2 separate regions of the Homo sapiens genome follow, and region 1 is linked to region 2. Evidence: chromatin contacts called from ENCODE Hi-C or POLR2A ChIA-PET data. All regions are on one chromosome and are shown on one strand. Each heading gives the region's core, a stretch centred on a gene start or an enhancer-like site at or near the end of the contact. The rest is flanking DNA. Distances are from core to core; before and after follow the strand shown. Region 1 holds the start of MKRN1 (makorin ring finger protein 1). Region 2 holds the start of NUP205 (nucleoporin 205).

The links. A loop is a pair of places that touch in the nucleus more often than their neighbours do. ChIA-PET counts read pairs that join two places held with the same protein, here RNA polymerase II (POLR2A). Pooled maps may share reads with other maps.
Region 1: a map of naive thymus-derived CD4-positive, alpha-beta T cell shows a loop between it and region 2 (15-fold over the local background). The contact joins the promoter of MKRN1 here to the promoter of NUP205 in region 2. A Hi-C loop is called at or near these places in 1 of 168 maps with a recorded cell type or tissue (naive thymus-derived CD4-positive, alpha-beta T cell) and 6 of 50 pooled maps. POLR2A ChIA-PET finds 5 or more read pairs at or near these places in 1 of 52 experiments (naive thymus-derived CD4-positive, alpha-beta T cell).

Annotation. Positions count from the first base shown.
Region 1 is chr7:140,477,896-140,481,218 of GRCh38, forward strand. MKRN1 (makorin ring finger protein 1) reads right to left here and starts at 1,610. Exons shown (of 8, transcript NM_013446.4): 1 at 1,265-1,610. The coding sequence starts at 1,449. RefSeq lists silencers at 841-920, 1,201-1,340, 1,631-1,740 and enhancers at 876-1,716, 2,047-2,957.
Region 2 is chr7:135,556,494-135,560,347 of GRCh38, forward strand. NUP205 (nucleoporin 205) reads left to right here and starts at 1,424. Exons shown (of 43, transcript NM_015135.3): 1 at 1,424-1,479. The coding sequence starts at 1,452. RefSeq lists enhancers at 1,265-1,394, 1,775-1,824, 1,885-1,944, 2,015-2,134.

The DNA of each region.
Region 1 (3,323 bases), core at 360-2,859, 4.9 Mb after region 2:
AATATTCCACTTTTACAATCCACCGATGAATAAGACAAGTGACCTGAAATTGCGTTTATGCTTTCTACATCCCATTATGTAAAATAATTAAGCTTATCCTTCACACCTTAAATGTATCATATCAAAGGCTGAGAGACCTTCGAAGGTCGCCAGGATAAATGTATCACATCAAAGACTGGGAAGGTTTCAAATTTCACCCTTAATACTACAAGTTCTAATTAGGAATCATTTTTACATACTTGCATATAAATTATACCACCCAGGTGAAAACCGGCATTTCAGTTGATTTATTCAACTGATAGAAAAAGAAAAGCTTACAGTCGCTACTGATCACTATTTAAAAACCGGAAAATAAAAAACGTACAATTAAATGCCCTCTTCTGCGTAGAGCTAGGTAGTTTTTTACAACCATACACATCCATACAACCGCCATCCCTTAATTTTTCTAATATTTTCGTCTCGCATATCAAACCAAAACCAAACCTCTCTCTCTTCCGGGAGCGAAGAGCCCTTTCACTCCCTTCGGAAGATGCGTAAATTTCAAAAGAGGAACATAGCGCTGGGGGAGGGTAATAATCTGCAGCTCAAAAAAACCGCGGGTGGAGAAGACGACCCCGGCCCCCGAACGCCTGCTTCTAAGACAAAGCTCAGCACCGCCAACCTCGACAAACATACAAAGAAGAAATACAAAAGCTTCTTCTCACAGTTGGGCGGAGGATGGGGGGCGGAGGGACGGAGGGACGTGAAAAGACGTTACAAACGGATGGCACGGAGAGAGGAGAGGGCCGGGAGCCAGGCAAGCTCGCTGGGGCCCTCGGCGGGGTGTCTAGGCCCGGAGAGGATCGCTGGGAGACCGGCCTCAAGTGACCACCTCCCGAGCCCCGGGAGCCGGAGGCAGCGGCGGGGGCATCCTTCCAGCGGCAGGGGAGGAGCCAGCCCACCTCTCCCCGATGCGCTCGCAGCCAGCTCAGGCAGCGCTCAGGGAAGTGTAAGCGGCGGTGCAGCCCCGCGGCTCCGCAGTAATCGCGCACCGCCAGGCCTCCGCGGACAGCGCTGAGGGCTCCGCGGCCCAGCGGGGGTTGACGCAGTGACTGGGGGAACGCGGCGGCAGCGGGGGCCGCGAGGGCTGCAGAGATCGAGACAACGCCGGTCCCCGCCCTCCCGCGCCTCTAGCCGCAGGCCGGCCGCCCTCCTCCCTCCCGCGCCGCAGGCTTGGCCCGCGGCCCCCTCCCCGCGCCCGGCGCTCCGCCGCGCAACGTCCTACCTGCAGGTGACCTGTTTAGTCCAGCCGCCGCCGCTGCCGTCGCTGCCGCCGCCCCCTCCGCCCGCCCCCAGGGACGGGGCGGTGACTGTGGGGATCGGGGTGGGGGAGGCTGCTGCCGCCGTCGCCGCTGCCGCTCCTGCTCCTGATGTTGTGGCTGTTGTTCCGGGAGTTGCAGCCTCCGCCATTACTGTTTATCCCACACAGCAAAGGCCCCGGAACTTCCGGGATCACATAGTTCCGGTCCGGCTGCGGGGAGAGGACGGCGAGGCCAGGCGAGGGGAGGGGAAGGACACTGAGGCACCCGTTCGGTCCCCGCCTGCTACGCGTCGCGTATCTGAGCGCTCTCGCCACTTCAACTGCGGGCCCAGAGCATGCGCGCCCGCGGCCCGCCCACGGCGCCGCTCATTGGTGGAGGGGACGTCTCCTCCGGAAAGGGGCGGGGCAAACGGGGGTCTGTACAGGTGTGTCCTAGGCTCGAAACCCCGGCGACGAAAGTCCATAGTTAGCGGCTTTCTTCCTAGCAGAGGCTGATATAGTGGAGCTGGGGCTGGGGACTAGGGACTTGCAGTCGGAAGACCTGGGTTTGAATCTGCACTTTCCCATTTCTCTAGTAATATTTGAGCTAGGTACTTGTTCTATCTGAGCCTCCGTTTCAGCCTCTCTCGAATAAGGATGACAGCAGACCCACATATGGTTGCTGTGAGGATTATATGATGTCCTTAGAAATCACTGAGCTTAGTGCCTGGTACATGGTAAACACTTAATAAAGGTTATCTCATTCCTGGTATCAGAGATGTGATCTTGGCCAAGTATTTTGGCTGAGCAATGCTCTAGAGGGCTGGTCCCCTTATCTCCAGGCTTCCCTTTCTAAGCCATGGGTCTTCTAGCAAATTATCCTACCTCTTGGTGCTCCTGCTTTCTCCTCTGTAAAAACGACAATAATAATAATAATAGGCCAGGCGCGGTGGCTCACGCCTGTAATCCCAGCACTTTGGGAGGCTGAGGTAGGCGAATCACCTGAGGTCATGAGTTCGAGATCAGCCTGGCCAACGTGGTGAAACCCCGTCTTTACTAAAAATACAAAAATTAGCCGGGTGTAGTGGCTAGTCCCAGTTACTCAGGAGGCTGAGGCAGGAGAATTCCTTGAACCCGGGAGGCGGAGGTTGCAGTGAGCCGAGATCGCGCCACTGCACTCCAGCTTGGGCGACAGAATGAAATTCCGTCTCAAAATAATAATAATAGTAATAGATAATAGTACCTACTTCAGAGATGGCTGTGAAAGTTAAATGAGAATCTGTTTAAAAACCTTTGTACTGGCCGGGCGCGGTGGCTCACGCCTGTAATCCCAGCACTTTGGGAGGCCGAGGGGGGCGGATCACCAGGTCAGGAGATTGAGACCATCCTGGCTAACACGGTGAAACCCCGTCTCTACTAAAAAATACAAAAAAATTAGCCGGTCATGATGGCGGGCGCCTGTAGTCCCAGCTACTCCGAGGCTGAGGCAGGAGAATGGAGTGAACCCGGGAGGCGAAGCTTGCAGTGAGCCGAGATCGCGCCACCGCACTCTAGCCACTGCACTGCAGCCTGGGCGACAAAGCTAGACTCCATCTCAAAAAAAAAAAACAAAAAGCAAAAAAAAAAAAAAAAAAACCCCTTTGCATTGTGCTTTTCACACTGCAGTGAATACATAATGAGTAACAAAATATGTCTGGAATATCCTAGCTTTTTTTTTAATGCGTCTTTAAAATTGTATGTATTTAAGGTGTAAAACATTGTTTTAATATACATGTACCTAGTGAAGTGATTACTACAGTCAAGCAGATTTAGCATATCACCTCACATGAATATTTTGTGTATGTGTTTGTGGTAAAAACCCAAGCTCTACTCTTAGCAATTTTCCAGTATACAATACAATATTATCTATTAACATTAATCATAGTCTTCCGCCGGGCACGGTGGCTCACACCTGTAATCCCAGCACTTTGGGGGCCGAGGCGGGCGGATCACAAGGTCAGGAGATCGAGACCATCCTAGCTAACACGGTGAAAGCCCGTCTCTA
Region 2 (3,854 bases), core at 174-2,673:
TGATTTTTGTGTTTCAAACCTAATGTACATTGTGTCACTTGATATTATTTGTTCAAAAGAATAAATGTTCTGTTCTGGATATTCTTTTTTTTTTTAAATGGAGTCTCACTCACTCTGTTGCCTAGGCTGGAGTGCAGTGGTATGATCTCAGCTCACTGCAACCTCCACCTCCCGGGTTCAAGGGATTCTCCTGCCTCAGCCTTCCGAACAGCTGGGGTTACAGGTGCGTGCCGCCATGCCTGGCTAATTTTTGTATTTTTAGTAGAGACGGGGTTTCACCTTCCTGGCCAGGCTGGTCTCAAACACTTGACCTTAAGTGATCGCCTGCCTTGGCCTCCCAAAGTGCTGGGATTACAGGCATAAGCCACTGCGCCCTGCCAGTTCTGGATATTCTTAACATACTCTATGCTTTTGTCTAAATTATTTGATTCTGATTTCCAACAGTGAAATGGGAATGATGGAGAGTTAATACAATGAGATTGTAAGGCACATGGAGCGTCTCTGACATAAATAGTTATAATCATATCATTTTCCCAATAGAATGGTTTGCAGGGATTAAATGAGATAATGGCTATAAAATTTTTCTTAATACATAGCTGTAAATAGCAATGATTATTTACATTTTAGTTTGAAAATCAGCAAACTAAAATTTAACAGCTGAAGAAAGAGTTCAGCTACTTTGGGTGCTCAGGTAGAAAAATACTTGGTGATTATGAAACGATATGTCTGGAATCTGTTTCAAACTAATCGGGGGCGGGGGGTGGGGAGGGGAGGGTGTTGGGGTGGTAAGGGTGGGTTGGGGCTGCCGTGGTGGGAAATTGGCCACGTTATTGATGCTGAGTGTTTGCTATTCTAATTTTGTATCCGTTTGAAAATTTTATAATTAAAAATTATGATTTGTTTCGCTCTACGCAACTATGTTGACAGAATATATTTGGTAAACTGAAATGTCACGGAAACTTAGTTTGTAACCGGTCAGTGGCTTTTTGAGGTGTAGACACTTCATACCTTACTTCACTCCCCACTGTAAGGAAGATTTAACTTGAAGCGGAGATAATGATTTGAATTTACGGCTTTTATAATGTCATAAATGGGCGTCATTTTAATAACTACTCTCAGAATATCTTTTTCTATTCCACTTTACTTTTTCCTCTCCACTTAACCAACTCATCATTAGAAACTACAAGTCCCAGGATGCACTACACGATGAACGTCGGATCGAGGACCTCGTGTCTCTGAAGTGGTTGCCCTCGCCTTATTTGAATGGGAATAATCCCAATGAAAATTGATGTTTGTGACCCAGAGCAGATTCTGGAGCCTTTTGTACGCCTGGGACGGCCCAGCGTGGAGGGGACAGTGTGGTGCCTTTTTGTTCAGGCTTCGCTCAGGTCAGCCTCACCCTTTCCCGGGGCCTCCATGCGGCAGAAGGGCTCTGTTAGTGCGCCTCTAAGATGGCGACGCCTTTGGCGGTAAATTCGGGTAAGTGTGGCCAGACAGAAAGACGATTGAGCTGAGCGATAACCAGGTCTTCATGGAGAGACGAGACCGTGAGGTTTCTCGGAGTCTAGGACCCCACTTATGTGCGGTGCCTGCTTTTCCCTAATTCTGGGCCTAGAGTCCCACCCCTCCCCAGTTTGAATGGCGCGCGTCGGTGCTGCGGCTCCAGCCCTCGAGTTGGGGTTTGAGATTCCAGGCAGTGAGGCTTGGGCCGCTGGACCCAGGTGTGTAATCTCTCACAGCCCAGGGCTGAGTCTGGTCCCCCTCACCCCCAAGTTTCACTGTGCGTCTGTGGTCCCGATTTCGCTGGAATACGCATCAGGTCTTCCACAGTGAAGCCAGAGGACCCGAGATATTTTCCAGCCATGAGCAGAGGCTGAAAGTAGGCGTCGGAGTTCCTTATAGGGTGGGAGATCTTGCAGGCAGCGAATACTCCCTATTATGAAGTCGGCCATCTGAAAGGTGGTCAGGAAGAGGGTGGCGGGGCTTCAGCAGACGTCTTCTAACCCTGCGGATGTGGTTAGGCCCTGGATGTTCTTGTACCTTTGGAGCTGTAGATTTTCGGGGTGGAATTGAATCTAGAAGGTAGTAAAGGAACTCTGGAAGATTTGGGGTGGATCCTCTTTCGGTGATTCTCAATTCGGGCCGTACCGCCCTCCAGTGGTGTTTGAATGAGTGAGTGCATTTTGATTGTCATATTTCCTGGGGTACACTGCTGTCGCATAGTAGGCGGGGCAAGGATGCAGAAAGTCCTTCATGGTCAGAGCAGTCCGGAAAAATAATTTGGTGCCTAGAATGTTAATGCCTCGATTGAGATGCTCTGAAGTTCGCGGGCAAGATTAAGAGTATATCTGTGTGGTAAATGCTTGTGAGAATCTCACTTAAAAGGACTCTTTTTTAAAGTATTGGTTCTATTTTCCACAGGACTGATATTCTTGAAAAGTTGTCTAAATCTGTTTTGTAAATCAAATCATTTCAGAAAAGCTATGATAAATTATAATGAAGGCTATGTTTACTGAACACATACTATATCCCAGCATTGCACTTATTATCGTGCTTATCTCATTCAGTTCCCGTTTATACACCTTTGGAGTAGTTACTGTTACATACTCCGTTTTACAGATTTGGAAATAGAGGCTTCAAATAGTTACGTAATGTCCCCAGAGTTAAACATCTAATGATCTAAGTCAGTCTTAGGTGCTTAAACTACTTAGTGCTACTGCTTAAGCACAACCTAATTCATTTTATGATATTAGACGTATATATTAGAAGGTTAGTAATGAAGTTACATGCTTAATATTGCGGTCCTTCCTTCCCAATTAGATATGCTTAACGTGTGGTTGTATATAATACATTTCTCTATTTTATTTTATTTTTTAATTTTTCTTTTTGAGATGGAGTCTTGCTCTGTCTCCCAGGCGGGAGTGCAGTGATGCGATCCGCGATCCTGGCTCGCTGCAACCTCTGCCTCCCAGGTTGAAGCAATTCTCCTGCCTCAGCCTCCTGAGTAGCTGGGATTACAGGCATGTGCCACCACGCTGGGCTAATTTTTGTATTTTTAGTAGAGGTGGGGTTTCTCCATGTTGGCTAGGCTGATCTCGAACTGCTGTCCTCAAGCGATCTTTCTGCCTCGGCCTCCCAAAGTGGTAGGTTTACAGGTGTGAGCCAGTACGCAAGGTATACACATTTATTTTCCTTTTTTTTTTTTTTCTTTTTTTGAGATGGAGTCTCATCCTGTCCACCCAGGCTGGAGTGCAGTGGCGTGATCTCGGCTCACTGCAGCCTCCACCTCCTGGGTTGGAGCAACTCTCCTGCCTCAGCCTCTGAAGTAACTGGGATTACAGGCGCCCGCCACCATGCTTGGCTAGCCTGGCTAATTTTTTTTTGAGATGGAGTCTCACTCTGTTGCCCGGGCTGGAGTGCAGTGGCACGATCTTGGCTCACTGCAACGTCCGCCTCCTGGGTTCAAGCGATTCCCCTGCCTCAGCCTCCCGAGGGGCTGGGATTACAGGCGCCCGCCACTACACCCAGCTAATTTTTTGTATTTGTAGTAGAGAAGGGGTTTCACCATATTGGCCAGGCTGGTCTCGAGCTCCTGACCCCGTGATTCACTCCCTTCAGCCTCCCAAAGTGCTGGGATTACAGGTGTGAGCCACTGCGCCTGGCCAATTTTTTTTGTATTTTTAGTAGAGACGGGGTTTCACCATGTTGGCCAGACTGGTCTCAAACTCCTGACCTCAGGTGATCCGCCTACCTCGGCATCCCAAAGTGCTGGGATTACAGGCGTGAGCCACTGTGCCTGGCCTATATACATTCCTTTAGTACATACTCGCCCTAAGCTATTATAATTATTAAAC